Regions from separate parts of the Homo sapiens genome. Here region 1 is linked to region 2. The links are chromatin loops, found by intact Hi-C in ENCODE. Cell type or tissue: mesothelial cell of epicardium. All regions are shown on one strand.

Evidence for each region. Peaks named below come from ENCODE experiments on the same cell type or tissue, not always from the same donor. Only the 100,000 strongest peaks of a DNase experiment are listed, where the experiment ranks them.
Region 1: a loop joins it to region 2, with 19 times the contacts of the local background. A loop is called at or near these places in 1 of 110 quality-filtered maps.

The regions. Positions count from the first base shown.
Region 1 is chr1:30,434,345-30,439,344 of GRCh38, forward strand. No RefSeq gene overlaps it. Among named protein-coding and RNA genes, the nearest start is that of MATN1-AS1, 280 kb to the right of the region's middle. In mesothelial cell of epicardium, no CTCF peak of the experiment used is centred here; a DNase peak (open chromatin) is centred at 2,977.
Region 2 is chr1:29,338,979-29,343,978 of GRCh38, forward strand. All of the region lies in intron 1 of LINC01756 (long intergenic non-protein coding RNA 1756), which reads right to left. Among named protein-coding and RNA genes, the nearest start is that of LINC01756, 8.6 kb to the right of the region's middle. In mesothelial cell of epicardium, a CTCF peak has its summit at 2,131 (motif pointing right); no DNase peak of the experiment used is centred here.

The DNA of each region.
Region 1 (5,000 bases), 1.1 Mb after region 2:
AGTTGAAGGAATACAAGATCAATACACAACAATCAAGTGTGTTTCTATATGCTAGCAATGAACAATCTGAAATGAAATTAGAAAACAATTCTATTTGCAGTAGCATCAAACAGAATAAAATACTTAAGAATAAATTTAACAAAAGCAGTGCAAAATCTATACTCTGAAACCTACAAAACATTTTGAAATAAATTGAGGAAAATCTAAATAAAGGGAAAGTTTATGGATCAGAAGACTTAATATTGTTAAGATGGCAATATACTGCAAGTTGATTTACAGATTCAGTGGAATCCTTATCACAATCCAGCTGCGATTTTTTGCAGAAATTGACAAGCTTATTCTAAAATTCATAAGGAAACTCAAAAGATCCAGAATACCCAAAACAATGTCAAAAAAAGAAGACCAAAGTTGAAAGACTCATACTACAAAGCTACAGAAATCAAAATACTGTGGTTATTTGCACAAGGATAAAGATAGATCAATGGAATAGAATTGACAGTCAAAATATAAACCATTACCCTTATGTCCAGTGAATTTTCAACAAGGATGCCAAGACAATACAATGAGACACAGAATACTCTTTTCAACAAATAGTGCTGGAACAATTAGGTATCCATACACAAAAGAATGAAGTTGTACCCCTATTTCACACCATACACAAAAAAATACTCAAAATATATCATAGGCCTCCATGTAAAAGTTAAAGCTATAAAACTCTTATAAGTAAACATAGGCATAAATCATCATGACCCTGGATTAGGCAGTAGTTTTTAGATATGACCCTAAAGCACAGCAAAAAAAGAAAAAGTAGATAAATTGGGATTCATCAAAATTAAGAACATTTGTGCCTCAAAGGACATCATCAAGAAAGTGAAAATACAACCCACAGAATAGGATAAAATTTGTGCAAATCATATATCTGATAGGTAACTGAAATAAATATAGAATATATAAAGAAATCTCACAACTCAACAATAAGTAGACAAGCCACCCAATCTATAAAAGGGCAAAGGATATGAATAGGCATTTCTCCAAAGAATATACACAAATGGCCAATAAGCACATGAAAAGATGCTCAACATCATTACTCATTAAAGCTATGCAAATCAAAACCACAGTGAGATACTACTTCATCCCTACTAGGATGGCTATAGCAAAAAGCTAGACAGCAACAGTAGTTGGTGAGGATGTGGAGAAATTGAAACTCTCATACACTGTTGGCCAGAATACAAAACGGTGCAGCCACTGTGGAAAACAGTTTAGCAGTTCCTCAAAAAGTTAAGCATAGAGTTACCACATGACCCAACAGCTCACTCCTCAGTGTATGCCCAGGAGAAATGGAAACTTCCCTTCCATTCAGGAGCCGCAGTCCACAGGACAAGCTGGGCTGGAGGGAGAGGAGAGCTGGAAGAACAAGAATGGGACAATTATTCCTGTGTGGGTCTCAAGGTGCCACGAAAAGGATTTTTCATGACTTTCGGACTTTAATACCCTGAGAGGCCTCTTATGGTTTCTGTGTGTGTGTGTGTGTGTGTGTGTGTGTGTGTGTGTGTGTGTGTCTGCTTCCTTGTGCGTGTGAGTCACTAATTATGTACAAAATAAGCCGTGACATGTGATGATACAGCCCTCATATAAAAGTATCTTCTCATAGCTCAGTAACTTAGGAGGCAAAGTCTAAAACAAATATTCAGCAGGCATTTTTTTCCAATTAAAAAATAAAAAATTATTAAAAACACCTCTGAGTCCCCTGTCTTCCCATAGTCCTTTAGCTACTTCAAGGAGGAGTAAGCTAAGAGGGGCAAGCTCTGGCAGTTTGGGGTGAGAGGACCTGTCTCGGTGGAGAAATGACAGTCATTTGCTCACGGCTTTTGATATGGTTTAGCTGTTTCCCCACTGAAATCTCAACTTGAATTATATTTCCCAGAATTCTCTTGTGTTGTGGGAGGGACCAATGGGGAGGTAGTTGAATCATGGGGGCCAGTCTTTTCCATGCTATTCTCATAATAGTGAATAAATCTCACGAGATCTGATGGGTTTATCAGGGATTTCCACTTTTGCTTCTTCCTCATTTTCTCTTGCCACCACCATGTAAGAAGTGCTTTTTGCCTTCCACCATGATTCTGAGGCCTCTCCAGCCCTGTGGAACTGTGAGTCCAATTAAACCTTTTTTTCTTCCCAGTCTCCAGTATGTCTTTATCAGAAGTGTGAAAACAGACAAATACAGTAAATTGGTACCAGTAGAGTGCAGCGTTGCTGAAGACATATTCAAAAATATGGAAGCGACTTTGGAACTGGGTAACAGGCAGAGGTTGGAAGAGTTGGAAGGGTTCAGAAGAAGACAGGAAAATATGGGAAAGTTTGGAACTTCCTAGAGACTTGTCAAATGTCTTTTCCCAAAATGCTGATAGTGATATGGACAATAAAATTCAGGCTGAAGTGGTCTCAGAAGGAGATGAAAAAGTTGTTGGGAACTGAAGCAAAGGTGACTCTTGTTATGTTTTAACAAAGAGACTGGCTGCATTTTGCCCCTGCCCTAGAGATTTGTGGAACTTTGAACCAGACAGAGATGATTTAGGGTATCTGACAGAAGAAATTTCTAAGCAGCAAAGTATTCAAGAGGTAACTTAGGTGCTGTTAAAGGCATTCAGTCTTATAAGGGAAGCAGAGCAAAAAAGTTTGGAATATTTGTAGCCTGACTATGAGATAGAAAAGAAAATTCCATTTTCTGGGGAGAAATTCAAGCCAGCTGCAGAAATTAGTATAAGTAGCAAGGAGCCTAATGTTAATCCCCCAAGACCATGGGGAAAATGTCTCCAGGCCATGTCAGAGAACTTCCCAGCAGCCCCTCCCATCACAGGCTTGGAGGCCCAGGAGGAAAAAGTGTTTTCGTGGGCCAGGTGCAGAGTCCCCGAGCTGTGTGTAACCTAGGAACTTGGTACCATGTGTCCCAGTGGCTCCAGCCGTGGCTGAAAGGGGCCAATGTACAGCTCAGGCTATGGCTTCAGAGAGTGAGAGCCCCAAGCCTTGGAAGCTTCTATATGGTGCTGAGCCTGTGGATGCATAGCAGCCAAGAATTGAGGTGTGGGAAACTCCGCCTAGATTTCAGAAGATACATGGAAACACCTCGAAGCCCAGGCAAAATTTTGTTACAGGGGTGGGACCCTCATGAAGAACCTCTGCTAGGGCAGTACAGAAAGGAAATGTGGGGTCAGAGCCCCCAAACAGAGTCCCTACTGGGGCACCACCTAGTGGAACTGTGAGAAGAGGGCCACCATCCTCCAGACCCCAGAATAGTAGATCCACCAACAGCTTGCACCATGCACCTGGAAAAGCCACAGACACTCAATGCCAGCCTGTGAAAGCAGCCAGGAGGGAGTAAGTCACAGGGGTGGAGCTGCCCAAGACTGTGGGAACCCACCTCTTGCATCAGCATAACCTGGGTGTGAAACATGGAGTCAAAGGAGATCATTTTGGAGCTTTAAAGTTTGACTGCCCCACTAGGTTTTGGATTTGCATGGGCCCTGTAACCCCTTTATTTTGGCCAATTTCTTCCATTTGGAAGAGCTGTATTTACCCAATACCTGTACCCCCATTGTATCTAGGAAGTAACTAGCTTGCTTTTGATTTTACAGGCTCATAGGTGGAAGGGACTTGCTTGTCTCAGATGAGACTTTGGGCTGTGGACTTTTGGGTTAATGCTAAAATGAGTTAAGACTTTGGGGGACTGTTGGGAAGACATGATTGGTTTTGAAATGTGAGGACATGAGATTTGGAGGGGCCAGGGCAGGAATGATATGGTTTGGTTGTGTCTCCATCCAAATCTCAACTTGAGTTGTATCTCCCAGAATTCCCACATGTTGTAGGAGGGACCCAGGGGGAGGTAATTGAATCATGGGGGCCAGTCTTTCCTGTGCTATTCTCGTGATAGTGAATAAGACTCACAAGATCAGATGAGTTTATCAGGGGTTTCCACTTTTGCTTCTTTCTCATTTTCTCTTGCCACCACCATGTAAGAAGTGCTTTTCGCTGAGAGGAGCCAAGATGGCCGAATAGGAACAGCTCCGGTCTACAGCTCCCAGCATGAGCGACGCAGAAGACGGGTGATTTCTGCATTTCCATCTGAGGTACCGGGTTCATCTCACTAGGGAGTCTGAGATCAAACTGCAAGGCAGCAGCGAGGCTGGGGGAGGGGTGCCTGCCACTGCCCAGGCTTGATTAGGCAAACAAAGCAGCCGGGAAGCTCAAACTGGGTGGAGCCCACCACAGCTCAAGGAGGCCTGCCTGCCTCTGTAGGCTCCACCTCTGGGGGCAGGGCACAGACAAACAAAAAGACAGCAGTAACCTCTGCAGACTTAAATGTCCCTGTCTGACAGCTTTGAAGAGAGCAGTGGTTCTCCCAGCACGCAGCTGGAGATCTGAGAACGGGCAGACTGCCTCCTCAAGTGGGTCCCTGACCCCTGACCCCCGAGCAGCCTAACTGGGAGGCACCCCCCAGCAGGGGCACACTGACACCTCACACAGCAGGGTACTCCAACAGACCTGCAGCTGAGGGTCCTCTCTGTTAGAAGGAAAACTAACACAGAAAGGACATCCACACCAAAAACCCATCTGTACATCACCATCATCAAAGACCAAAAGTAGATAAACCCACAAAGATGTGGAAAAAACAGAACAGAAAAACTGGAAACTCTAAAAAGCAGAGCGCCTCTCCTCCTCCAAAGGAACACAGTTCCTCACCAGCAACGGAACAAAGCTGGATGGAGAATGACTTTGATGAGCTGAGAGAAGAAGGCTTCAGACAATCAAATTACTCTGAGCTACGGGAGGACATTCAAACCAAAGGCAAAGAAGTTGAAAACTTTGAAAAAAATTTAGAAGAATGTATAACTAGAATAACCAATACAGAGAAGTGCTTAAAGGAGCTGATGGAGCTGAAAACCAAGGCTCGAGAACTACGTGAAGAATGCAGAAGCCTCAGGAGCCGATGCGATCAACTGGAA
Region 2 (5,000 bases):
GAGTCTCCTATGCCTACTTCTTTCTACACAGACACAGTAACAATCTGATCTCTCTTGCTTTTCCCCACAGTGGGCTAAGGTTAGTGGGCATGCCTGCTGAGATGCTGATGAAATTCAGAAGCTGCCTGTGAGGGTTTCTGTTGAACTTGCTGGGAAGCCAGCTGGAGCACTGGCTGCCAAGAAGTTTCTCAGAGTATTTGGGGTGGGAGGATAGGAAGCCATTTTTGGGAAGATGAGTGGAAGTGAGCTGGGGCTTCTATAGATCCTGCCTTTGAGAAGCCAGATATGGGAGGGCTGCTGCTATCACCAGCGGTGTGCTCTACTGAGTGTCCTGCACACCACCGAATGCAAGAAGAAGCCAAGTACTCTGGAATCAGAGTGTCCAACATCCTGCCAGTGCCATCTATTGACAAAATCAACACCATGCCAACTTGCAAGAGAAAACGTTCTAGTTTCACAAGCAGGCCATGAGGGGTGGATTTGGAACTCAGAAGCAATAAATGGCAACTGGTACAGGCTCCTCTCATTATTATTCTTAATCACCCACTTGGAGAATGTTTGCTTCTTGTCTTTGCAAATTTGAACTCTGCTGGCTTGGATATCTTTGTTCCTAAGGCAAGGATGGGGGGAATCCTAGAGGACACAACGTTGGTTCCAATGAATGGAAGGATGAGACTGCCTCTAGCCATTTGGGGTTCTTACGTCACCTATCAAACAGGCCGATAAAAGGGTTACTCTTTTGGATGGAATGATTGATCCTGGTTTCCACGGAAAAATTGGATTGCTTCTACACGATGGGGACAGGAGGGCTATGTCTGGAACTAAGGGGATTCTGCGGGTGTGCCTCTTAGTACTTCCAAGCCCAACTGTACAGGTTAATGGAGAACTTCATCAATCCAAAAAAGGCAGGATAATTGAGGGCTCCTATCATTCAAGAATGAAGTTTTGACTTTCTCTTCCTGGTAAAAAAAAAACCCCAACTAGCTGAGGTTCTGGTTGAGGGTAGGGAAGATTCGGAATGGGTAGTGGAAGAAGGAAATCATAGATATAAATTATGGCCTTGTGGTCAGTTACAGAAATGAGGACTAGAGTAGCTTTGCATATTTTCTCATTTATTGTTATGTGTATATATTTATGACTATGTTAATTGTTTCCTTCTCCTTCTTCCCGTTGGTATTATTCTTTTTCTTTTTTTTTTTTTTTGAGACAGAGTCTTGCTCTGTCACCCAGGCTGGAGTGCAGTGGCGCGATCTAGGCTCACTGCAACCTCCGCCTCCTGGGTTCAAGTGATTCTCCTGCCTCAGCCTCCCAAGTAGCTGGGACTACAGGAGTGTGCCACCACGCCGGGCTAATTTTTTGTATTTTTAGTAGAGACGGGGTTTCACTGTGTTAGCCAGGATGGTCTCGATCTCCTGACCTCGTGATCCACCCGCCTTGGCCTCCCAAAGTGCTGGGATTACAGGTGTGAGACACTGTGCCTGGCCTATTTTTCTTTCCAACTATTATTTCAGGTTCAGGGGTTACATGTGCAGGTTTGTTACATGGGTAAATTATGCGTCGCAGGGATTTGGTATACAGATTATTTTGTCACCCAGGTAATAAGCATGGTACCCAATAGGTAGTTTTTTGATCCTTACCCTCCTCCCAGCCTCCACCCTCAAGCAGGCCTGGGTGTCTGTTGTTCCCTTCTTTGTGTTCATGTGTTCTCCCCATTGTTATTTATATACCAGTTATTGGAGGTTAACTTTACCATATGGCCTTTAGGAAACAGAATATTCAGTGTGACTGTGCTGATTTTGAGGAGTTGTTCATATAGCCAGCAAGGGGTGAATGATGTTGGAACTACGTGTCTCCTTATTTTGAGGCAAGGGTGGGAACTTCCTTATGTGTACAAGGGATAACTGCATCTCCTTAGGTGGAAACACAGAGTTGCCTTGTTGTGAAGGGAAGTTTAAAAGTGTGTAGTAGATATATATGGAAGCTGATTCGTCAAAGGCAAGGACTGTGATGGTTCCACCAATTGTTTCTCAAGTCCACCCTTCTGTGTCCTGCTTTGTGTTACTGGAGCTGGACCCTATAAACATTTGTTTGCAGGCTGGTGCAATGTTAATCTCTGTCAATAGAGGGCAGTGGAGGGGTATTGAAAGGCTATAGAGATGGATGGCATTTCTTTGTTTTTTTTTTTTTTGTTTTGTTTTGTTTTTTGAGATGGAGTCTCTCTCTGTTGCCCAGGCTGGAGTGCAGTGGCGTGATCTTGGCTTACTGTAACCTCTGCCTCTCAGGTTCAAGCAATTCTCCTGTCTCAGCCTCCCCAGTAGCTGGGACCACAGGCACACACCACCATGCCCAGCTAAGTTTGGTATTTTTAGTAGAGATGGGGTTTCACCATATTGGTCAGGCTGGTCTTGAGCTCCTGACCTCAGGTGATCCACCCACCTCGGCCTCCCAAAGTGCTGGGATTACAGGTGTGAGCCACCGCGCCCAGCCTCATGAACAGTTCTTTACATTACATTTTCCATGTTTAGGTTACTGGTGTGGTCTCTGTCTTCTGAATGGTCTCTATTCACATACTCTCCACCCTGGCATCTGGCCTCCTTGCTGTCTCCATCTTAATCAGATTTGAGATGAAGATTTGGCCTCCCCCTTGCTCTCCTCTTGGCCTTTCTCTTCACCTCTGCCTCCTTCAGATCCGTCTTGGAAAGTCCCAGTTTCTGTGTGAACATGGTGAAGATGAGGATGTGGCATCTTCCCAGCATGCCTTGCAGAAAGGCCAAAGCCTAGAGCTGGGAATCAGGATGCCTGGGTTCTAGGCCCAGCTCAGCTTCTAACCTATGTCCTTTACAGGTGGGGAAAGTGAGGAGAAGTTGTGTCAGATGCCTACTTCCATCCAAGCTGCTCTAATGACCTGCAAAGGCTTTCTCCTCACCTCAATTTCCATGATGTTCTGTGATCCTCATGACAACCCTTCTTCTTACGGCTTGGCTGGATAGATCTTGTCATTATTATTCCACTTACATTATTATTCCAGTTGTATTATCGTTATTCTGATTAATACAGTGCTTCTTAACTGGGGGCAATTTTGCTTCCCAGGGACCATTTGGTTATCACAATGTGGTTTTGCTACTGACATCTAGTGGGTAGAGGCCAGCGATGCTGCTAAATATCCTACAATACATGGGACAGCCCCCGCCTTGGCCCCTCAACAAGAAATTATCTGGCCTGCAATGTCAGTAGTGCTGAGGATGAGAAGTCCTGAATTAATAGGTATAGAAAGAGGGGTCTTACAAGGGGAGGTGGCTTGCCCAGGGTCACACAGAAAGTGAGCAGCAGAGCTTGGATGAGAGCCTAGGCACTGAAACCCCTAGCCCTGGTCTTTTCAACCCTTCCCCATTCTTCTCCCAGGTCCAAGGGTAGGAAGGCAATGGAAAGCCAGTGAAACCTTCCCCGAGGAATTCTGTGCCTGCAGGTGGCTGACATTCTCCTCTCGCCTCCCTGCCTTACCAATCCCCAGCCACTTGCCAAGGCAGCCATCTGCTTTCTCAACTCCTGTTCTGAGCTGCTGAGAAGCTGCTGAGAAAACTGCACTTAGTGAGTACTGGCAACATCGCCAAGGGGTGATTGCCAACGTCAGCGGGCTCCAGCATCACCCATCGTTTCTGCCACCTCCCTGTCATCTGCTCCAACCGCCCTTCCCTTCAAGGACTATTCAGATCCTCCACCTTTCTTAAGTTCTCCCCTAGTCCCACCATCAGCTTTTTCACTCCCAGTAGTGACCTGACTTTCTCAAATACTCCCTTCTCTCCTGAACCTGTTCTCAGCCCGCTTGGGAAGAGGACTCTTAACTATCTCAGGACAGACTCTCTCCTCTGGTTGAGGGCCAGTCCGTTTCCACCTTCCGGACTGATTCCTTTCTGCCTTTGCGGGACATTGTCCCTATAGCGTTCTCTCTCTCTGTCCCCACTTCCCCCGGCATTTGTCAGCACCCCTGACTTCCCTGCATAAAGCCTGCTCAATCTCCCCCATACTTAATTTTAAAATAAATTCCTTTCTTGAAATCTTCTGGCCCCTCGAGCCACTTTCATTTCTTCCCCTCCCATCCACATACTGTTTGTACTGCCCAGATGAGCCACTCACCCTGCTTGCTCCAGCTGCAAACCTCCTACTCACCTTCAAACCCAGCTCAGATGTCAGCTTTCCTAAGATGCTGTAACAGATGTGGTTGGTGTCCCCCTCCCCTTGGCACTCTGAGTTCTGCAGTTACAGACAGTTCTGAGCATGCTGACAGCTTCCCACCTCAAATGCCTGCATCTCTTTCTCTCTCTGGCACCTGGAGAACTTGCTTGTCTGTGTGGCAGGTGTCAGCTAGGAGTACAGGGGACAGGAGGAGTTAATGCCTCGAGAGGTGGTGAACAGTGCCCACTACCCCTTGAGTCATGAGAGTGGGCTCTGGGGGCATCTTCCACGCAGGCCTCAGAGGCTCCCCAGCAGGACTGAGCCCCGAAGCTGCCGTCGCTGTAACCCACTGCCTAGTGCTTAGTTCATGCTTCACTGACTTTTCTCTTTTCCCCACTTAGTCGTTCCATTTCCACACTTTATCTGAGAGGGTTCCCCTCTCAGATAAACTATCAGCACTGGGGCCCTTGACTCAGGGCAAGCTGTTGAAATGACCATTTCCTGGGGTTGCTCACATTGGAAGCAACAGGTGGTTCATCCATGTGCTTCAAAAAGAGCACCCTTTGGGGCAGCCACCCTGAGACACACCCCTGTCCCCCTAACCCTGGAGGGAGTTAACTGCTCCCTCCTCCTGTTCCCTGATGCCTGTTATTGTTTCTTGACACAGAGTTTCTGTCTCTTGTTCCAGACTGTGAGTCCCTGAGATAAAAGCAAGCTCTTCCCTACCTCTGTGTCCCCTTAACCTGGCATGTCACCCTGGCACATCAGTGGCCAAGAAATGTTTACTGAGTGAGTGAGAAAAGGAATGGATGAAGGGGATAGGAGTC